Regions from separate parts of the Homo sapiens genome. Here regions 1 and 2 are each linked to region 3. Evidence: chromatin loops called from intact Hi-C (ENCODE). Cell type or tissue: IMR-90. All regions are shown on one strand.

Region 1 (8,000 bases), 270 kb before region 3:
TTTGGAAGTCTCCCTTTTTAGGAGATTTTAGAATTGTGTTGGAGAAATTGGAATTTCATTAACAACATATAGTCAATGCAGGTAACTGTTTCAGGTGCTTCCTCAAAGCAAGGATGACCCAGGAGAGATACAATCATCTTAGTGTGCTTTATGTGATTCATATGAAATTCAACCCTTTTGGAGTTTCAGTTCTTAGCAAAATACCACTTCCTGTTTTTGAGGAAAAAAATGGCATAAGAAGTCATATAAAAAGACTCATAAGGCCCTTGGACATCAAATAACTCTTACAAAACAATATTTTAATGAATTAAGTGTAAATGAATCAGAAACATGTGGGTTGAATTTCCCTTGAAATACCCATGGGCTTAAAAATTAAGGGGAAAAAAAAAAAAGAATTGCTTGGCAAAAAATCATGTTCATTTTATCGAGCTCAAGCCTTTTGATAAAAAAAAAAGAAAAAGGAAGCAGCCTTGATTTGGTTGACTGAATTAAAAATTTAAAAAAAAAACACGACCATAGTCTTTATTTGTATTTTTAAATTCTGCAAAAGCCAGGTTGCAGATATAATTATGTGTCTATTTGGGTGTCAGATTCATTAATGTTAGACCATTTTTCAAGGACGGTAACATTTTGATTAACCAGAATTCTCAAGTAATGGTTGTCTTTCCCAGGGCAGAAGTGGCAGCCAGAAGGAGAACTAAAGACTGTAGTTCAAATAAAGTTCATTAGAGCAGAAGTAAAGAAAACATGGTAATCATTCAGTTCACTAACCAAGAAGATCCAAAATCCAAAGGAGTAGTGGGCCCGGTTAGCTAACCACTGAACAAAAGTCTAGAAAAACAGTCATGCAAGGGCTGGAGCTCAGAAGATAAGGAAAGCTAAAAATAAGTGGAAAAATCTGTGTACTGAGGGGAAGATCTGGGATAAAAGAAAATGCTGACAAAAGAAAAATAAAAATTGCAAAGACTGAAAAACTTCGAGTGGCAACTAGAAATGGCCAAAGTACAGCAGGGCAGAGGGGTTGGAAAACTTCTAGAGATAGGAAAAGCCGGGCAGATATGAATATTCAATGCCGTATTGTGAACACAGATGTTAATATGAGTAAAAAATGTGAGTTGTTGGCTCTGCCAACTTCGTCATAGAAGCCATGCTACTCACTGCACCTGTAATGTGCTTAGGTTAGGGTGTCTTAAAATACCTATGGATGCACGCAAGATTATTTATGACTCATTTGCAGAGACATGTTTATATTCAGATTTATTCAGGTTTTGGTGGAGTGAAGAATTTGAATTTAGAGAGTCTAGGAGACCTAGTTTTCTGATAGGGAAAAAGCTGCAATTGGAAGAGAGAGTAAAGATGTTACATAGTAAAGAGAAGTTTGGGAGTCACCCTTCTCCAGCTTAGGGTAGCTCAGCTTCCCTCTGTAGGTGAGAACCTGTAGGTCAACCAACATAATGTTTAGTTCTTTCAGAAATATTTGTCCTGAACTCTTATATTAATAAACAGCTTGTTTTGTAAAGCAGAGATAGGTTAAAGTCTTTAAAAATTATTTTTATTTCCAGGAAATTCTAGTAAATGATAATAATTTGTTGATATAAATGTTACCTATTGATGACACCTATACACAAAGAAAGTATTCAAATTGTATAGAAAACATATCTATTGAGAAAGTTAATCTTTTTATTTAAATAGTATTTGTTTAAGCATAGATTTTAGTTAAAAGCCAAAAGTATAGCTTTTACTAGCAATTGTGCCATGATACTGTCTACCACCAGTAACAACCCTTCACCCTAAAAAATAATTTTAAAGAGAAAAAACCGGTAAAGCAATAACAGAAGTGGGCATACATTTTGGGGATAGTAAACTATATTTTGTCTTTCTAGTTTGTTAATTTAAAATAAAAATAACAGGAAAAGACAAAACTGAAATAAAGAATACATTTGCATATGATACAAACTCGTAGAAAACTTGAGTGCCAAGACACAGCTGATGATATTAAAAAGGGAATGATGTGGAACTCAGATCTAGTCATTGAGTCATAATTAACACTCTTAAATACAGATTTTGCCTTTGCCCAGAAAAGCAGGCAGTTTTTTAGTCTTTTTTTATTTTTCCACTTATGTTAAAGAGGTAATGGGAAGAGGTAGGGGAGGGTTATTTCAGGAATTTTTTAAGATTATATCAAGTTTTATCAGTAGACAGCCAGTTCGCTGTCATCCACCTGAGAGAATCATGGTCTAGTATTCCCACTCAGTGATTTTATTTTTCTGTGATCATTACCTTCAGCTATGTTCCATCAATCTTCCTTTCTTAACCTTCAGTGCCATTTGAGCAGAATCCAAAATGTTTTGGCACTTTTAATTACTAAAATCTATACCTTTTAAATTTTAATGTAAACTCAATGTAAAAATCAACTTCTCCTTTTACACCAGCCTGGATTTGAGCTGAAGCTCAAATGGTCACAGAAGGCTGCTGAAGTTGTCTTAAGCAAGGTCTGGCTCAGAGCTGTCTCTTCCTTGCCTTCTTCTGGGAGTAGCTCCTCCAGTGTGCTGGAGTGGAAGAAACGTGAGCCTACAGACTGAGTGTCTTGGCTTAACTGTTCTTGTGATCCTCTCTCTTACTGCCATTACTTCTCTCTCTAACACTGACTGGCCTTTGATAAACTCCAGGTCACCATGAGGTGGCAAATTTTCACATGCTGGTGAAAGAGCCCAGCAAGTGACTGAAGCTTAAAGTCTACTTTAATCACCTCCTGAAAGCTCTGGTAGAATGCCCCGGTTGCTAAAACTGTAACCTTTATGTGAGGGATAACCTCTTTGGGATTGTTATTTTTCTATAAACTTGAGATAGGCTTATATTTATTTAAGAATACTTTCATGCAGTTATATTACCCAGTACCCATCTCTCTTTGCTTAAATCTTTCATACTAAGATTTATACCAGCTTTTAAAGTTCAAGATAGAATCTAAATAATTTGATGAGTCTCGCCATTCAGGATTAGCCCACGGAGCTATCTCACCTATTTCACAATATGTTCTTGTGCTCTTTTTGAATTCTATTTTATTTATAATTGCATAAAACTGTAGGTGAATGACCCTGGATGTCATCACAGCAGCTTGGACAATGTTATCAGTAAATATGCAATATGTGTGCACTCACATGAGTGTGTACACATCTGAGTGTGTATGTATGTATGTGGGGGGGGCTTATATTGGAGATATGGCAAGGAGAGGAGGAGTAACAAACCAAGGCAAAATGAAATTATGCTGTGTAGTCATTTCATATCAGCACACCATTCACTATCTTTATCCAAAATTGCCTTTCGAAAAATTAAGTCTATTTAATATACTGGGAAGGGGACTTAATGAGTTGTTGTATGCAAATTCCTGATTATTTTCCCTCTACCATCAGCAACAGTTCAACAAAGTGCATCTCATCTTACTCTTAGGGTTGTTTAAGAACTTGATCCCTGGGAACACCTGTTAGTAGCATGGCTTAAAATTCTCTGTGTTGTTTTCTCCCCCTTTGGAAGCTGTTTCACCCAGCTGCTGATAATTAGAAAAACAAAGCAAATCCCTCTCATGGATGCTGTCCTCTGGCGAAAGCCAAGCAGCATAAAGCCAAAGAACACCGTAAGCCTTTTTGTTTTAAACGAGGAGGCACGCTGCACTATATTCCTCTTGACTGCAAAACCACAGGAATGGATTAATATCACTAACCACAAGAGACCTTTGTGTACGAATGTGGGGGGAGGGCATGAGAAGAATATTAATCTGTGATGTATGACCTTATAGTTTCTGCAAAAAGTTAAAAGCTGCATGTATTTGAATCAACGCATGATAAATGTATCAGCCATATAAGATGAATAATATGGCTAAATACCAAGAGCTGAGCTCTTTCCCAGAATTAACTATTTTTAACTCAGGAGGCTTTTCAAATATTATGCAGAGATGGACATTCAGTAAATAGAACAGAATTAAATAAGAATTCAAAAGCAAAGCAAAACTCTAGCACCAGATAAGCCCCTTCAATTAATCCTTATCTTTTAATATATTACATATACAATACATGTATGTCTGTAATATATTCAGTGATATGTATATATGACACTTAGTGAATAATTAAGAAAAACATTAAAATTGATATTTTATTGTGTTTAAATACAAGATGAACTGTAGAAGCAAAATGATAGTTTATGTGTCCTACATACTTTTAAAAGAAATAAATCAAGGTGCATTTTAGTAATTTAACATGCTTATAATACTTTTGTTTGTTGAAATAAGAATTTTCTGAACATCTAAAATATGCAAAGCATTTTAGTAGGTACTACGGATACTAAAGAAAAAAATAAAATGGAAGAGAAGCATATTTGTGAATATTTCTCAATAGTCTGGGATTCAAGATCTTATTCCAAGTTGCATTTCAAATCTTATTACTCTTCTACCTGTGTGACCCTCTCCCAGTACAACTGTTTAAAGATTCTAAAGTGAATCCTAGATCTTCAGCAAAATATATGCCCTTTGTATATAATACCTCCCTCCATCTTTAACTGTCAAAATTCTGCAGTCTTCAAGATGTGATAAAACTCACTGGTAGATTATTGCAGGTGGTCATCATGGTGGCAATTAGGGTCTAATCTAGGGTGATGAAAATTGAGGTAAAAATTAAGAAATAGATTCAATAGATTCTACTATATTGAAAAATGTAAGAGGTAGACATTAGTTATCCGTGAGTAATGAAGGGAAATCAGGTGTTTGTGATGATGAAGATTTCAAATCTGGGTGACTAAAGAAGATTAATGCCGTGAATACAAATAGGGATGTCAAAAATACGGGTTCAGTGTGTGAGACAAAGGTGATCAGTTTAGTTATTTTAAATGTAAAATGTCTATGGGACATCCTGGAAATATCATAAAAACATATAAAAATTAGAAGAACTTTAGTCTGGGCATGGTCATTCATACCTGTAATCCCAGCACTTTTGGAGGCCAAGGTGAGCAGATCACCTGAGGTCAGGAGTTCGAGACCAGCCTGGCCAAGATGGTGAAACCCTGTCTCTATTAAAATACAAAAATTATCCAGGCATGGTGGCATGTGCCTGTAATCCCAGCTACTCAGGAGGCCAAGGCAGGAGAATCGCTTGAGCCTGGGAGATGGAGGTTGCAGTGAGCAGAGATTGTGCCACTGCACTCCAGCCTGGGAGACAGAGCTAAACTCCATCTCCAAAATAAATAAATAAATAAATAAATAAATATAGGAGAATGTTAGAGCTGAGCTATAACTAAGCTTTATGGTGCATGGTGCAAATGCATCCTGCTGGAAAGCAATGCTTGAAATTATGAGACTCTGGAGGCCAACAAGAAAAAACATTGATAAACATTTATCTCTAGAGAACAAGAAAAGGTTGAGGAGCAAGCAACCAAGGGACTCAGAAGAAAAACTTTCTTATATTGAAGAGACTAGGAAAAGAGTATCAACAGCCACAGAGTTCAATAATGTTATTTACTGGCAGTCTCCAACCTTTTTGGCACCAGGGACCAGTTTCATGGAAGACAATTTCCCACAGATCAGGGTGGAGGGTGGTTTGTGGATGATTCAAGTGCATTACATTTGTTGTGCAGTTTATTTCTATTATGATTACATTATAATATAGAATTAAATAATTATACAACTCATCATAATGTAGAATCAGTGGGAGCCCTGTACTTGTTTTTCCGCAACTAGAAGGTCCCATGTGGGGGTGATGGGAGACAGTGACAAATCAACAGGTATTAGATTTTCATAAAGAGTGCCCAAGTTAGATCCCTTGCATGCACAGCATAGGGTTCACGCTCCTATGAGACTCTAATGCTGATGCTGATCTGATAGGAGGTGGAGCTCAGGCAGTAATTTGAGTGATGGAAAGTGGCTGTAAATATGCTGAAGCTTCAATATTAGGAAGCAGCCGGGTTCCTAACGGTTCAGTCCGTGGCCCCAGGACTGGAGACCCCTGTTGTATATGACAGGTGTCCAGGAATAAAAATAACTAATAGAAGATCACCACTCAGTGGAAACTGGTCAACTTTAAGGAAGCAAGTTGTAAAGAGTTAGCTGCAAAAGAAGTCATAGTGCTTGGATTTGAGAATGAAAATAGCGAGCAAGTCAGGAATTGTTGCGGGAAGTCAGGGACCCCGAACGAAGGGACCAGCTGAAGCCATGGCAGAAAAACATAAATTGTGAAGATTTCATGGATATTTATTAGTTCCCCAGATTAATACTTTTATAATTTTTTATGCCTGTCTTTACTGCAATCTCTGAACATAAATTGTGAAGATTTCATGGACATATATCACTTCCCCAATCAATACTCTTATAATTTCCTATGCCTGTCTTTACTTTAATCTCTCAATCCCGTCATCTTTGTAAACTGAGGATGTATGTAGCCTCAGGATCCTGTGATGATTGCATTATCTGCACAAATTGTTTGTAGAGCATGTGTGTTTGAACAATATGAAATCTGGGCATCCAAAAGGAACAGGATGGCTGCAATTTTCAGGGAACAAAGGAGATAACCATTGGGCCTGACTGCCTGCGGGGCCAGACAAAACAGAGTCATATTTCTCTTCTTACAAAAGTGAATAGGAGAAATTTCGCTGAATTCTTTTTCTCAGCAAGGAAGAGCCCTGAGAAAGAGAATGCATTCCCAGGGATAGGTCTCTAAAATGGCCACTCTGGGAATGTGTGTCTTATACAGTTGTAGGTATGGGATGAAATTAGCCCTGGTCTCCCGTAGCACCCCCAGGCCTACTAGGATTAGAAAATTCCTGCCTAGTAAATTTTAGTCAGACTGGTTGTCTGTTCTCAAACCCTGTCTCCTGATAAGATGTTATCAACAATAATGCGTGCCCTGTGGGACATGACACTTCATCAGCATTTCTAATTTCACCCTAGTCCAGTGATCTCGCTCTGCCCCCATTTGCCTTGTGATATTTTATTGCCCTTGAAGCTTGTGATCTCTGTGACCCACACCCTATTTGTACACCCCTCCCCTTTTGAAATCCATAATAAAAACTTGCTGGTTTTGTGGCTCAGGAGGCATCACATAACCTGCCGACATGTGATGTCTCCCCTGGACACCCAGCTTTAAGATTTCTCTCTTTCGTACTCTTTCCCTTTATTTCCCACACCGGCCGACACTTAAAGAAAATAGAAAAGAACCTACGTTGAAATACTGGGGGCTAGATCCCCTGATATCGAATAATACTTTATTCCTTGGGGTTTGAAAGTGAAAGATACTCAACAGAGATTTTCATAGCTTAAGGGGGACTGAATGAGATAGAAAATGTGATCCTTGTTACCTAAATATTTCCATTCCTAAAATTATGTTTGATAGTGAGTTTTCATACAGCACCAGCTCATATTCCATTTTTTTAATTTGGGGAAAAAATAACACCACCTTCTAATCCATACTCCCAATAACACAAAACATACTTCAACACCAGAAACAATCTAGCAAAAATTTGTGTAATACAATGTAACTAAGTGCCAATAAACTAATAATTTAACATGTAATGAACTCATTAGCAGGTATGTTTCAGTGTGATAGAAAAATACTATAGAATAATGGATATTGGATATATTTACCTCCATGCTGTAAAAACACATATTAAGATGTAAATAAAAATACAATAATCTGTTAAAGATATGTCTGGGTTGGACCCTTATTGAGGTACATTTCAACCATCATTTTTCCAGAAAGCTCTATCATTATTCAACCTCTTTTCCCCAGAAAGAAAGAATGAGTAACTCAGAGGATTTTTGTTTGCTTGTTTTTGTTTTGAGATGGAGTCTCACTCTGCCACCCAGGCTAGAGTCCAGTGACACAATTTCAGCTCACTGCAACATTCCTCTCCCAGGTTCAACTGATTCTCCTGCCTTAGCCTCCTGAGTAGCTGGGATTACAGCCATGTACCACCAAGCCCAGCTAATTTTTGTATTTTTAGCAGAGATGGGATTTCACCGT
Region 2 (8,000 bases), 110 kb before region 3:
ACACGTGGAAATTACGGGCGCTACAAGATGAAATTTGGGTGGGGACACAGAGTCAAACCATATCATTTATTTATACCTATACTGGTTCATAGTTTCCAATTTTTATTAGGTGGGTTATAATTATTTAACAAAATTTTTATTTTAATCTTCAAATGAACCTTTTTTGGGCCAGTAGCAGTTCTTTCAAGGTGCTTTCTTTTTCTTTTGCCATGTTTCCAACATTCCTGGCTCAACAAGATATACCAGGTTCATCTAATATTTGCCCTGCTCCAACACTGGAATCAGTCATTTCTCAAGAGCCCCTGGAGAAGCCAAGATCTGGGTGTACAGTGTGTGCTTATTGCTTTTGAAGTATTGCTACTCCAGTCCTTCCAAGTGGAAGGAAGCCTCGTGAATATATGTATACACACACAAACACATACACACATGCACATACAGACACACACACATATACAGACACAGAGTTTTACATCTATATGTATTTCTAGATCTAGCTATAAATCCTGAAAACCGTGAGTTCATACCAATAACTAATTCCAATCTAACCTCACAGGGCCTATTCTGGTTTTCTTTATTTCTTTCCATAAATGCAAACTCCTTCTCCAACAATGAGAAACCCAGATCTCATTGTGCTTACATATTTACCTATTTGATAAGATGCCCTGTATATAACCAAACTCCTGCCTCTGCCATGACCCCTGATCCATCCAGGTTTACTGCTTACCCAACCCTGGAAGCCTGGGCTGCCTGCCACATGAAGTCCCTTATCCCCTTGTAGAACACTTGCCAGGTAACATACAGGATGCTCAGTTAAATTTGAATTTCAGAGCAACAACGAATTATTTTGTAGTATCAGTGTGTCCCAAGAAAAGTTATACTGCTTATATGTATAACTATTATTTCTTTAAAAGCATCAGTATAGTTTCATTGTTTATCTGAAGTTTAAATTTAACTGGGGGTCTCGTGTTCTGACACCACAGTTCAGGCTTCTCTTAGCATAGGTCCGACTTTGTATTCACTTGCTGCTCGCTTCATATACATGTCCCTTCCCTTCACCTTAGCACTCTGGCTCCCCCAGCTAAGCTGACCCTCTGTGAGACACAATTTCTCATTCTACTGTGTGCTGTGACACCCTGCACTGAGTTGGGCTGTGACGTCCAGCCAGCCTGAAATTCGCCAGGCCCTTCCTCAGCTCCGCCACCTGGTCCAGGGCAACCCACCCGTTACGGGCTGTCCTCTCACTCTGAAACCTCACCTTGAGCCACTACACCTCTCCCCAACTCCCTTGTGGATGTCTATGTCCTGCTTCACCCAGTATTTTTAGGACCCAATGTTCAGAGAGGGAAAGAGAGGGAGGAAGGAAAAAGAAAGAATTCTGAAACATATTTGAGGATAGATTGCAGAGTTTAACACTAAGTGCTCATTTCATGATAATAGATCATCATGAAAAACACAGGAAAGTTCTACTAACAGCAAGAATAATTTATAATTTCTATTTGCTTCCAAAAACAGAAATAAAAGGTCAGAAGTAAACCGTTTTGGACTGTTTTTCCCCAAGTGTGAATAGTAATAAGCCTGCTTTGTTAGGAGAAAGAAAAAAATCAAGACGGAGGGGAGAAGAGGAAGAGAAAGAAAAGAATAAAAGAGAAAGAGAAAAGGAAAGAGAAAAAAAGGGAGGGAGGGAAGGAAGGAAGGAAGGAAGAAGGAAGGGGAGAGGAAAAGAGGGGAATCTATTATGTATAATGTTAAACATTTAAATGGTATGAAATGCTTTAAAACACTAAAATTTTACATTTTATTACTTGAATAAGAAATCTACACAATCTGGTAGATGAGGCAGGGAATGTTGCCTCCCCTATGTATATATTTTTTTCTTTTTCTTTTGTTACAAATCTTTATTTTATTTGTGCTAGCAAAGTGCCCAGACCTAAGTGATAGTAGACAATTTATGTAATCTAGTGAGTCACAAATGAGACAATTCTATACCCCTAGGGAGTGGTTTGAATACTGTGGATGTATTTTTGGTTTCAAAATTATTGGGAAGAGGAACTAGCTTGGTGAACATGACATGAGACAATCTAACATACTGAAGAATTATTCATTCAAAACATCAAAAGTGCTTCCATGGAGAAACACTGGTATAAGCCTAAAGCTGCACTCCACCCCTAGTTTTCCATCCTTTCTAGCAGCTTACACATGGCGAGAGTACCCAGTTCTAATCAATGAAACCTCAAAGGAAATGTGAAGTTGCTCTAGGAAAGCTATTTGTTTCTAATGAAAGATGACATCATAGAACTCACCATCACTTTCCACTTCTTTCTTCTTCGAAAGCAGCCATCTGTGTCCAAGAGAACTATAGAGGCACTAGATGTTGCACTGTTAAGAGCTGAGCCAAAGCTGCACCTCCCTTCCTCCAGCTACGGAAGGAAAATAAATCCTTACTTGTTTAAGCCACAGAGGTCAGTTTTTCTGTTATTTTCAACATAGCACATTCCTAACTAAAACTATGGTATTTTTATTTCAAGAAGAGAACATTTAAATGTTCGGCTTTCAGGGATCTCCTGATTAGAAGAGATGACTACGAACTCCCCTTTCAACCTATCTTGATGATCTATATTAGATGAGGTGACAGAGGGAGGGAGGAGAACTAGAAACAGGGATATCTCCTAGTTTGGTATAAATGCAAAGAAGACTTCATTAAAGGCTTATTGAATGGTGAATGCCTTGAATGCTGCCTCTTAGTGCCCAGTAGCCCGAGGGCTATGAAGCATGTGAAAGTGACATAGAGAATTTATTCTCTAGGGGCTAAAGGACCTATCTGTTAATAACACTTTCTAACTGCTTGACATTCAGCTAAATACTTAACCTAAGATTCCTCAGTTACATGAAGGTAATAATGGTTGCTACCTCAAATGGCTCTTGTGAGGATTAAATGAGGTAATGCTTGTATACAGTGCAAAGTATAGAGTAAGTATCAATGAAGGTAAAATACTGGTGATTTTTCATACTCTCTACATAATTTTAAATTGTGTTTCTTTGGTTAATTACTTTTGGCTGTTACTTTTTTTGTTGGTAGTGAATTTAAGAACCATGAGAAGAATGTTATCCAGCAAATGCTGTATACTTTAACATGCTTATAAAGACTTTTTAAAAGTAGCTTCATGTATCCCTTCTTCATTTTTATAGTGGCAATTTAAGCTAACTAGCTGGCATTTTATCATGCATTTACAGATCCACAACTCTAGTAAATAAAGTTATCAGACAGGAATACAATTCAGAAATATATTTAAAGAGCAAAGCTTATTTTTCTAAGAATTTTACTTTGTTGATTTAAAAAAACAATATTTTATTGTCTTATCTAAGTGAATTTCATATCCATGACAAGTTTGTTAATGTTATTTAATCCCCTCAGCATATCAATTTAAAGATCAAAGGTTAAAATTTTATAAAACAAATTGTGAGGTAATGCAATGTCAATCTTGTAATGTTTTATGAGAATAATGCAATTAAATTATAATATATAAAATTCTTACATTTCTAATCAAAGCTTCATAAAATGAACATATTGTATAGAGTGATTACAAACTGAAAAAACAATTTTCTTAAATAGAAGATGTGACAGAACATAGTTAAGAGGATTTACTAGGTAATACATTTTGAGGACTTCTTAAAACAATAAACTACACATCTTTAATATTTTTAAAACTGCCAGAAGTCTGTATTTAATATAGGATCATGCTGTATTTTTGAACCTCTGTTTTGTTGTAATGATATCATACTGAAATGTAATGCAAAGTAAAATGTATACAATGTAAAACGCAAGTCTTACATATGTTGCTATTGGATACACTGCTTATAAAGCTAAGGATAAAAGATAACTCTAAACTCTGAGTCATACAACAGTTATAAAGCAAATATGCACATTTATATCTCAAAAGATAAAATTGCAACTGTTACTAAGCAGGAGTAAATTCTTTGCTGAATCATCCTTATTGCAAACATGTTTTGTCATTAGTGGCTAGATTGCCCAATTCAATTTTCCTACGTATCAATCAGTGCCTAACGTTTTAATTTTACTAACCCCTTTGGAACTATTATCACATCCTAATATTAATGCCAATTGTAGTAATTGTGCGCTAAATTCCCTTTGCCTCTAAAACATATCTTTTCCATAAATGTATGTGAACATTTCTGAAGACTCATTTTTACTAACATGTATTTTATTATATAAACAGAAATATGTATGACAAATATATAAAATAACAGACATTAATCATACATTAAGATACTATTATAAAACGGAAATATTTGGAAATTCACCTTAGAAGTTTTAAAAGGAGTTGACAAAGAGTTTAAGTTTGTTTTTCTACCAGTCTGTAATATTTATGAAGTCAGACAGATCTGTGTTCTCCTGTATGTAGCCCTAAACACCAAGCCCAATGCTTGGAATTTAATAGAGGACCAATGAGAATTTGTTGAATTGAAACCAATTGATCCTTATTATGCTTTCTAGAAACAGGGAAAAGAAAAAATTTGAAAGACTTGGTAATTTCTCTTTCACAAAATGATCATTCAAGTAGATATTAATAGAAACAGCTTTCACGATTCCCTAATCTTTTTTGCCCTGGCAGGATGTTGTCTATTTCCTTTCTTTCCAAACTCCATGCCATTTCATAGCTCATCTCCAGAAGTTTCTTTATGCTAGGGTGATTCATGGCCCAAGAGTCTGTTATGATTTTCCTTACCTAGGGCATTACATTAGAAAAAATGAAGCTTAAAATCACATTAATTATATGATATTAAATAGACATAGCTACATTTAAACAATGATGTATACATTATGATTAAACTATTTGACTTATTTACTTGTGTTGCCAGGGTTTGGAAGAGAATATGCAACAATTAGAATTATGTAATGTTGATGGCATTATGATAATTTTTATCCCTACTGCTGCACAAACTTATAATTAAAGTTAAAACAATTTCTCTATGCCTGGTAACTACTTCATATTATTAATTTATATGGAGTTTGAAATCGATCAAAAGCCATCTACCTGTCTTTTGCAAATAAACTGTCCTTAGTCCACCTCTTTACACATCCTGGATTTATATAGCTAATGTCTTCAAAATAGTATAGGATTTCACATTTGAAGTTTAATTTTCATATAGTCAATTTTATTTCAGCCTATGGATATCCTTTTAAATATTCTTACAAATTAGCTATCCCTTCTAGCTTTGGGCAATATGAAAATACTACATGTAATTTATTTAAATAAAATAACACACATGCACACAAATAAGTTAGATGAGGCCACATGCATTTCATCTGTCTTAGCCAGTTTGGACTGCTATACCAAAATACCATAGACTGAGTGGCTTAAATTATAGACTTATTCTCACACTTCTGAAGATCCAGGTGCTGCCGCATTTGGTTTCTGGTGAGTACTGTCTTCTTGGTTTGCAGACAGCCAGCTTCTGGCTATATCCTCATGTAGTAGACAAACAGAATATCTTTCTCCTCTCTCTTCTTATGAAGGCACTAATGCCATTTATGAGGGCTGTACCCTCATAACTTAATCACTCCCAAAAGACTCACTTCAAAATATTATCACATTATGGATTAGGGTTTCAGCATATGAATTTAGGGGGAACATAAACATTTAGTCCATAGTACCATCTGAGGATGCTTTTCAAGTTGATAATGTTCAAATTTTCATCTCTCTGTCCTTGCAAACATTATTTAATCAGTCTATATATTATCAGCTTATCCACCAATGATTTATGAGATTGTATTTCTGATTAACTTATCAGAAACCAAGATACTCTATCATGGTTATTGTTTTACCAGTTAAGTAAGACTTACAGACATAACAACTATGAGATAGTCCAGGTCTATTTAATAGAAAAGAGCTGCACACATATTCTGAAGTAGTTTGCTAACCTGAATTTGCATAAGAATCCACTAAATAAGCTTTAGAGAGCTGATGAGAATCCACTAAATTAGTTTGAGTGGATTCTTACGTAATTTCTAAATGCAGGTCTCAGGACACCATCCCCAAAATATGTTGATTCAGTAAACCTGTGGGGTTAATAATGAATCTACATTTACAATAGGGACTCCACTTCCCTAGGTTTTTTGTACATGATTGATCCTTGAACCATACTTTTGAAAAACACTGGAAGTTATATATTATGGAAGGAAAACAATATGTACTAATTTCAACCCAGAGAACTATGATGTGGACACATCTGAAGTGCAATATCAATAATATTTAATATGTATCCTACACAGTGAAATAGAAAAGAACAAATAATCCAACAGGGAATATATACTTTTATATTATGTGGTAAGACAACACATAAAAATAAAATAAATAAGATGTGACAGTAGAAATAAAGTTTTTTTCACATAAACCTTGGTTCAAGAATATAAGAAAATAACTAAGTATTAATATGTAAAAATTGCAAATGTTACAATACTGCAAGCAAGATTTCTAACCATCTTCTGGGTATGTGACTTTTACTTTTCTGCATATGTGGATATGTCAACAACTGGAATGGTAATGTGCTTTTCTTAGAATTATAAACAAGTTATGTAACAGTTTGGTGGTCCAAAGACATCCTCTAACATGTGTGGGTCTCTAAAGATACGATTTGGCTGTCAAGCCTTTTCTATTTATAGGAAAATAATACATAACGTATAAATTTCTAAACAGTATTAATTCTTTTTGCTGACATTTACCTATTTGTTTTTATTCAGTTTTATCTTTGCAATTTCTTACAAAATAAAATATTTTTCATTTTTATGTTGCCATGTGACTACATCTGAATATCAAATTTTTCCAAAATAGTAATCTGATTGTGTAACATCGTGGCTTAAAGCCCTTCAGATTCTTCACATGACTCTTAAGATGATATCCAAATTCTGGACATGACCCACAAGACCACTGCCAGCCAAGCCCTCCAGTCGGCCCTCTCTGGGTTCTTCATACCAGCTCTCTCCAGCTTAGCCACAACTCATCAAGATCTTGGTATATAACAGATACTGTCCCTAATGCATTATGGAACAAATCACCTTCAATCCCTGCTAAAGATGTTCCAGATAGAATGAATTTTCTTTTCTTTTCACAAATTGATCATTTGAAAAGAAAAGGAAGCTTTGCCATGTTTGTCATGTCACACAATACCACATCAGTTACGAAATGATGAGGCTCAGATTTGAACTCAGACAAGTCTAAATCCAAAACCCTAATTCTCACCATTGCATTACGGGGCTTGCTCTTTGAATTTTCAAATATGCCTTCTTTCTCTATTCTTCAAAGTGTCTGGAAAACTATCCTTGTTCCCAGAGCCTCCTTCACTGGCTAATTCTACCCCCAGTTCCTCTCAGGCAGTCTAGACTCTGTGTGTACGTTCCCATGTTACAAAGCACAATTCCTAATGGACTGTATTGTAATTGTACAGTTAGTTGTTTGTATCCCTCAAAAGAATTTTGTATGAAGGCAGAAAGCTTATTATTCACCAGAATCTCCAGACTGTCTGACACTTGGCATATAATAAATGACAAATAAATGTGTTGATTGGTTCGTTGAAATCATGAATGAATGAGGCTTTTGTATGAGAAAGTGTCAGAAATAACGTTTGTAGATTTGCTTGAAAATGTTGCGCAACTTAAAAATTGTGTTGGGATCTGGCAAGATGGCCGAGTAAGAATAGCTCCTGTCTGCAGTTCCCAGTGAGATCAACACAGAAGATGGGTGATTTCTGCATTTCCAACTGAGGTATCCGGTTCATCTTATTGGGAATGGTTAGACAGTGGGTGCAGCCCACAGAAGGCGAGCAGAAGCAGGGTGTGGTGTCGCTTCACCTAGTAAGTGCAAGGGACTGGGGAACTCCCTCCCCTAGCCAAGGGAATCTGTGAGGGACTGTGCTATCTGGCCCAGATATCACACTTTTCCCACAGTTTTTGCAACCCACAGACCAGGAGATTCCCTCGTGTG
Region 3 (8,000 bases):
AGAATGTCAAAAGCATCTAAATACTAAATAATTTATGTTTCCTACTCAAATATTACTGATTTTCCTTCATGCCACCATTTTTATGCATTGTTTGACATTTTATTTTAAAATAAATTTTAAACTCACAGGAAGGTTTTTAAATAGTTACATAAAACTCACACTCATAGCTATATTCAACAACTATCAACATTTTGCCAAAATTTCTCACACATACTCTATTTCTATTCCTCTTCTCCCTTCCCTCTCTCTTTACACATATAAAATAATATAGACACAGAAATCTAAATCTTTGGGATTAAATGCAGATATCGTACTTCCATATCTCCTAAATACTTAAACATGTATTACAGCAAAACAAAGGCATTCTCTCTTTAATCACCTTCACAACATTTTTTGAACTTTCTTTTTTCTTTCTGTACTTCTTGCCCATAACTTATCTTGATTGCATTTGGTTACTTTTTTCATATTCATAAATACATACTAGTATTCTGAATGAGATAAGCTAGGTAGAAAGGGGAAAGACTGTTGTTTCTAGAAGAAACTGTTGAATTCAGTTGCCATGGTGGGATTATGAAAACGGTTTTGATAAAAATTCAAGCAGAAATAAACATGCATGATCTTCTCCATTTAGAATTGTACAAAAAGCCATGTATACTGTCTGCTTTGAGATGAAACAATAGTCTTGTGCATTGTCATGTCAAACACAAATAACTCTTTATTCTATTTTGTTTTTCTTGTTTTGCCTTGTAGTCCTGCATGAAAGATATCCAAAAACTGATCTTCACTGAAAAACAACACTAAAATCAAGCAGAAGATTGCTTTTGGCAAAACATATTGAGCTGGTAAAACACTAATTAGTATATTTGAGTCTAGGCCTCAGGACATTTTCTTCAAATGTTTTCATTTTTATTCATAATTTATAATGTAATTCTCTTTTATTTTGAAATACACACTTGTTTTGGAGGAAAACTCTGGCAATATACCAAGGAAGAAGTTATATCTAAATGATTTAAATAGTGTTTGCTAAGCATCTTTGGTAACTGTTTTTCTCCCTTAGAACTATAAAATCTAACAAACATAATTTATGGAGATGTTTAGTCTTGAACAGAGATGTTATAGTTTTGAACCGGATTAAATTTCAAAAGTACCTTTCTATATCTTGAGACTTTTTGGTAATATAAATCAAAATAAAACATCCATAAAACATAAAATTCTGTTTCTTTCATCTCTTAAGTTTCTGTGCTCTAATAAACTGTTAGGGGTGTTTGTACACCAACTGTACACACATTTACTCATGGATACAATGAGAAGCTGAGAATTTTTGAGTTGCACAATTAGGATGCAAGAAGATTCTTCAAATACTTCGTCATAGTCCAAAGACTGAGGAATGCATACTATCTCAAAGAGAAAAAATAAATAAGGCTCACTTATCTTTCAAATTAGATTGACAGGCTATTAGCATAAGTAAAATTGTGTCATATTAATTATTGATCTGTAGGATGTTAGAGATTGTGCTAGAAAACTTAATGTGAGGACATGATACTCTTACTCACGCCTGGAGAGTTAGCAGTAATGTTAGTGTTATCCTGGCCAACTCTGTCTTTTTTCATCCTAAATCATTTTCCCATCAACCACTGATGAGAAATTCTGCTAATGAAGACATATTCCTTTGTGTAAAACCCACACATGAACGAGATCATGATTTTTATGCAATCAGTATTAGTCACCACAGAATAGTCTTGCAATAAATGTTGTTTAAATGTTTCTGAATATAGAAAAAAGAGACAAAAGTCAGTAAGCAGATGACGAAGTCCTACTTATAGAGACTAAACCTTTTGGGCTTCATGATGGCGTTTCTGCCTTATAGAGTTATTATGTGAAGCTACTCCAACGTAAAGGAATACAAAAATTAACACATCACATAGAACATGGTATGTCCTCAATAAATTGAACTGCCTTTCCCCTCACACATGTCCTTTATATCTCCCACACCAAAGTGGCCAAATGGGACACTGTTCTATATAAATACATATACATATATATATGTACATTTATATATATATATATACACATTTTTATATATATACATATATATAAAAGAGCCTTGTATGGTGGCTCACACCTATAATCCCAGAACTTTGGGAGGCCAAGACTGGAGGGTCCCTTGAGCCCAGGAGTTTGAGACTAGACTGGGCAACATAGGGAGTCCCCATCTTCTCTCTTAAACAATTTAAAAATCAGTCAGGCATGGTGCCGTGCACCTGTGGTTCCAGTGACTCAGAAGGCTGAGGTGGGAGGATCACTTATGCCCACGTTGAGGCTCCAGTGAGCTGTCATAGCACCACTGCACTCCAGCCTGAGCAACAGAGCAAGACCTTGTCTCAAAAGAGAGAAAAAAAATCATCTGTCACTTTTCTATATATGACAGTCCATATACAGTTATCATATATTGACCACTCTAAATCTAGCCTTCAGATAATCTGACTTTGTTTTTAAATATAAATTGTGCATTGGCAAATCTAAATCTACCTTTCAAAGTACATATAGTTTTATTTTTTTAAGACACTATCTGATTATTAACAAATTTGAACAAATTTGTCATGTGGCTGAGGATGAGGGGCTGGGAGAGGGGAGTGGAACTGCCCCTACACCAGATCATTTGATAGTATTTGTGAACAAAGATCAATGTCAAGTAAAAGGACCTTTTTCTCCACCTGGTCTATAAAGGACCCACCAAGGCACCTGAAATTCCCTTGCTCCTGTGGGACACTAGGAGCTGCTGTCCTCTTTCCTACTTCAAAGCCCCCTCCACCTGTTTCCTCTGGGATAGGGGTAGAATTGCCATAATGTTAAGCAGCAAAGGAATTGTCCAAAATAATCCCCTCTTCATGTAAGGTGGCCAAAACAGGCCCAAAACTCATTGACCAGGCTGCAAGGGGGAGGTAGAAACACATGCTCTGTTATCCCTGCTCTGTGTAAATTAGGTAACCTGATGATGAAGTTAAGAGATTGGGAGCTGCCTGCATCACTACCTCTGCCCATTGGAGAGGTTGGAGCTCAAGGGAGCAGCTGCTGACTGAGAAAGAACAAATGCCCCACTGGATTCCCCAGTAATCAGTAATTGGTATGTGAGTATTGATCCCCTCCACTGAAGCTGATTCCTGGTACGTCCAGGGGCTCTCATTCACCCAATGGATGGTCCAGTCCTGAAGGACACTACCTCCTTTCACTCCCAAATTAAGGAAGGATTAGCATTTTTCAGATATCAGAAATTTAACTCTCCTGATAGTCTCTAAGTCTATTGTTCTACTTCCAGACATTATACCTCTAATTGCCTTTTTATAAACACTCACTATTAATTAAAATGGGGGCTGTCTATAGTTGTTCAATCATTGGCCAATTTTTTGGAGTTCTGTTAATCCTAAAGCTTCCAACAATCTCTGCTACAATATAAAAATGTTTAAATATTTTGAAGGTGGCAGTGTCTAATAAATATCTAATAATTGATTTAGTACTTTCAGATAAATTCAATAAAATAATTCTTGCATTATGTCTACTAGAATAATTTTATTATAGTTATAATAATTCTTAAATACTAGCCTTTCGAAGGCATGTGATCTTCACATCATATTTTGTTGCTGTCTCTTCCATAACGGTATGATGTTTTAACATATTTGTGTGATAAATAAAATTTAATTTTTTAGATGAGAAAATCTGGTGTCAACATATATTTCACTGAAACAATGGCTGAAATTTCACCTGAAACAATATATTAAAATGATATCTGTTGAGTGTATCCTTTCTAAATTCAAATATTAAAACCACTATTGCAACTTGTTAAAATGTAAAAGTAACTCAGATTATAGAAAGAATTCACTAAATGATGCTCTAGTAACTTACTAAAGACATTTTTAATGAAGTCAATCAATATTTTCACTTATCTTTATGAGAGTTCCAAAAAGCTAGCATAATGAGCTTTTCACAATATATATTTTGTTTCATTATGCATAATATCACCTTAATGTTTGTGGGAATTTAGTGTTTCAACCATTCCTCTTACTATGTGTTGCTGTTTAGAAATGTTTCTAAATTTTAAGTTAGTTAAAGATCAGTGATTTAAAAGGAGCAATTCTGCCACCTTGTGTTCTGTAAAACCAGGATAGCTGCTTGCTTCCGGGAAATCGCCAGTACTTTCTTATCAAACTTGAAAGCTGTAACTCTGAATCAGAATTCTAGAATGATAATCAGCTGTGCCCGTCCCCCTGTTTATTTTCTTCCAAGTTTGCATGTACTGATCATGGAAGCTGGTTACTTAAGCTGTACCTGTGCCAGAGTTAGGACTCATTCCTCAGGATTTCTACTAAGGTTTGTAAAGCCAAACAACAAAACTTTAATTGCAACCATATGTCACTCTGTTTAAATTTTATTTATATATATATATATATATATATATATATATTTCAAATTTAGGATATATGTGTACATCAGAATTACTGAAATGCTAGTTGATACTCAGCTATACAGGTTATATTATACTGTTTCAAAACAATAATAAGAACAACACAAAATAAGCTTACAATGTTTAAAAACATACAACTTTTAAGAGGTAAGAAAAGTTGCTTGTGGTTTTTTGAAGTCAGATAATTAATAGAAGAAAACTTTCAAACTTTTGGTAAAATACAACTTTTAATCAGAAGATTAGAAATTAAACAGAAAAGGACCTACCGCTAATAAGGAAATAATCATTAACCTATTGATGTGTCTCTTTCTTATAACGGAAAGTGCTAGGAATACACAATACATTGTTTAAAGTTTTGCAATTTATCATTCTTCCCTAGAAAGGCAGAAGATGAAATGCCATCAAAAGCCTCAACTTCTGAGTCTGTCCTTCTCTTGTAACTTGGATTACTGAACTCTTTGTATCATCTGTTCCCTTTGTGGATTTATTTTCAAGAGAAAAATATACGTTAGTCTTCACAGGACTAAACTTTTTAAGTCTACGAAAAGGCTTCATCAGAAATTTATATACTTAGTGGTTGGAGTGAAGAGAGAGACCATCATTTTAATCAGATTCTCAAAGGCATCTATGTCCCCACCTTCCCAAAAGGATAAAAATTACCATAAAAAGTCTCTGATTTGAATTACACAACTCTATTCCCTATGAGTAAATCATAAAATTTAGGTGGCATGTTACTGCCATCTTGTGTCTAGTGAGTATCTCTTTCAGTTTCCATTAAGTGTGCTAGTTGGAGTGATCAATAAAGAAACATTCTAAATTCAACCTGTAGGATTCTGCAGGGACTTACATGAACAAAACATGGAAAAACAATGAACTTCAAGCTATAGGTCCCTTAAAGCATTATTAGAATTATTGTCTAAAAGAGTTTTAATAAATTATAGGGCTGCTCATGATTAAAGATTTCTCCTTAATAGTTTTAGTCTTAAACAACTCATACTTAGAGCAGGAATTAGAATTGGCAGGAATCTCATAAGAAAGGACACCTAGATAATAATTTTTCTGCAACCGAAGGCAAGGAAATATCACTAATTCATTGAGATGTTGCAATTAGTTTTTAAATCTTGGATTCTTAAGGTGAATTTCTCCAAGTTTCTGAGTATTCCACCCAACATGTGCCAAACTTCAAAACTTTCTAAAGTTTAGGCATTTCAACTTGAAAAAAAAATTTTAAAGCACAAACATAAAAGGAAAATGCTGTGATGTATTACACAAAATCAGAATAATTTTTCAGCATTGTGATTTTTAGTTATCTGGCCAAACTGTCTGTGTTGATTTCACATACAATTTAAGAACTAAAATTGCTTTTTGAACACTTATGTATAAAAAGTGATTGTAATTCTAAAATAATCCAGAAATTTAAGAAATGGAGGATTAGTTACAGACATCAGAAAGAAAACACAAAAGTTCCAATGCTAACCAGCCAGTCCAGCATGAACTTTTGAATATTATCAACTTCCCAACTGCATGGGAAGATGATTGGAGAGAGCTGGCAACTGCTTTTGAGTAATAAGTATATTTTGGAGCTCAATGGAAAGAAGAACTATTAATTTTCTTTCTCACTAGTGTGACTACAAAATTCTTAGTTGTAGAGGCATTCGCAGATATTATGAGGGTATTTCTAGCTAACAAATAATTTCTAGTTTAGAGGGAATTCAAAGTAACCCTTTGGTTAAAAGAGGATTTGGAAGCTGGTCTTGAAGCTGATTTTGAATAGCAGGGACACTGATCTGGTGACTTTGTGGGGAGAGCATCACTTAATACTGCTTTTGATAGATTGAAAACTGCTCTTTGAGAGAGGAAGAATTTGATCTCATGATATAGCACTTCAGTAAAAAAAAAAAAAGCAGAAATAAGTAGTATAAAAATAAGCACCAATAAAGTTACCTTTTCAGGAGAAATTTTCTTCATATTATATTTTTATCTGGTTGGGGGGGTTGGGGGTTGGAGACAGATGAGTTTAATTCAAATTCTCCAACTGACAAGCATTACTCATATTATCTGGATCAACTCACGTTGTTTGAGTCTTTGATCATACAGCTGGCTTCCTAAACATGACAGGATTTCCTAAGACTCCTAAGATATACTTCTAACAGGACCCTCAGTTAAAACAAATCATGCACGTTTCCAGGATCTGTTTCTGAGCCACTCAGATTCTTCTATTAACAAGCATATCTGAAGTCAGTGCCCTATACCCATTTTTAGACTCTCTTACCCGAGGGCAGCCTACCTCTCTGAATTGGCAGAACTATTGTTAGCATACTGCATTGTTCTGGGTTTGCCCATCTGATATGCCTATCCCAGAGGAAGAGCTGCAGGAACTGATAGAAGTTTGGAGAGCCATGTTTCCTTCCACTCCATGCTTCTTGACCAATTAAAACAAAGCGCAGAAGCGGAAAAATCAGTAATCACATTACAAAAGAACACAGGCATAAAAATCTTTCATTTTGGACAGTGGAAACTCAATTTTGCTATATCTTCCTCAAAATTTGCTTAGAAATGACCACAGGAAAAAAAAAACAACAACAAAAACACAGAACCAGAAAAGACCTCATAAGGACATGTGAGGGGCTTCCGGCCAGTTTTATGTGCCCCTTGTGTCTCTGGCCACACCTGACTGAGAGCATAGATGTTCTCTTTGGCAATCTTTCCTGCTCTTTCACTCCAGTGGCAGCTGGTCTCCCCACTTCTCTTTGTGTTTACCCGATTCTATAGCTGCAGCATTCCCCCTTCTCTCACTGACATTGGCTGGACTTTGACTTGAAACTTGTTCTGTGCTTGTAGTGACCTCTGATGTTGACCTGTTACTATCTTCCACTAAAATGCTTCCCAATGAGCTTCCAGTCCCTGCTGGCACTTCTTTAGCCCTAAGGGGCGAGGATCCCTTCTTAATACCAGTACCTCCCTAGTATCAGCACCCTGAACACCAACCCATTACAAAAAATGATGAACTTCTCAACGACATTTCTAGCTTCCTCTCTTGAAAACTTTTGGAATGTTTTTCCAAGGGCTTGACCGGGGTACATTGACCAACACCACAAAGTGTTACAACGAGAGTACCCATTCCTCCACTCCCAGTGTTATCCTGTGGCCAGGATCAAGTCTAGGCAGCTCAGTTACTTTCCCACTCAAGATAAGCTCCCTTCTCATCCAAAGCACCTTGGAGAAATTGAAATAACCTTTGACCCCACCCTGGGTGGAGGTGTCTTAAGCCTGCCTTCTAGATAAAAATGCTAGTTCCAGTGTTTTCTGCAACATTTCTCCTAGGGGAGTCATTAATTTTTCATGAAGATCGTAGTGGCTTTTATTCCTAAGCTGAAATCAATAAAGTTAATATGTAAAACAAGCCTGTCCCGTGGGATATTTGTGTCACTTAAAATGCGGAACTACAAGCATGACTGGTAAAATTGGAATTTTTCCTAAATTTTTAAAGTTGAAATAAGGAGTAGTTTCTGTTTAACTATGTTTCATATTCATTCCAAAT

What was found. Peaks named below come from ENCODE experiments on the same cell type or tissue, not always from the same donor. Only the 100,000 strongest peaks of a DNase experiment are listed, where the experiment ranks them.
Region 1: it touches region 3 in a loop (3-fold over the local background); 46 of 110 quality-filtered maps call a loop at or near these places.
Region 2: a loop joins it to region 3, with 5 times the contacts of the local background. A loop is called at or near these places in 5 of 110 quality-filtered maps.

The regions. Positions count from the first base shown.
Region 1 is chr21:28,066,046-28,074,045 of GRCh38, forward strand. The region is part of intron 1 of LINC01697 (long intergenic non-protein coding RNA 1697); the gene reads left to right. Among named protein-coding and RNA genes, the nearest start is that of LINC01697, 22 kb to the left of the region's middle. In IMR-90, no CTCF peak of the experiment used is centred here; a DNase peak (open chromatin) is centred at 3,706; H3K27ac peaks cover 1,371 bases.
Region 2 is chr21:28,226,062-28,234,061 of GRCh38, forward strand. LINC01695 (long intergenic non-protein coding RNA 1695) reads right to left here and starts at 2,606. Exons shown (of 6, transcript NR_126012.1): 1 at 2,301-2,606. In IMR-90, no CTCF peak of the experiment used is centred here; a DNase peak (open chromatin) is centred at 3,930; H3K27ac peaks cover 3,487 bases.
Region 3 is chr21:28,332,311-28,340,310 of GRCh38, forward strand. No RefSeq gene overlaps it. Among named protein-coding and RNA genes, the nearest start is that of LINC01695, 110 kb to the left of the region's middle. In IMR-90, CTCF peaks have their summits at 4,161 (motif pointing left) and 5,211 (motif pointing left); DNase peaks (open chromatin) are centred at 1,331, 1,691, 4,241 and 5,191; H3K27ac peaks cover 5,603 bases.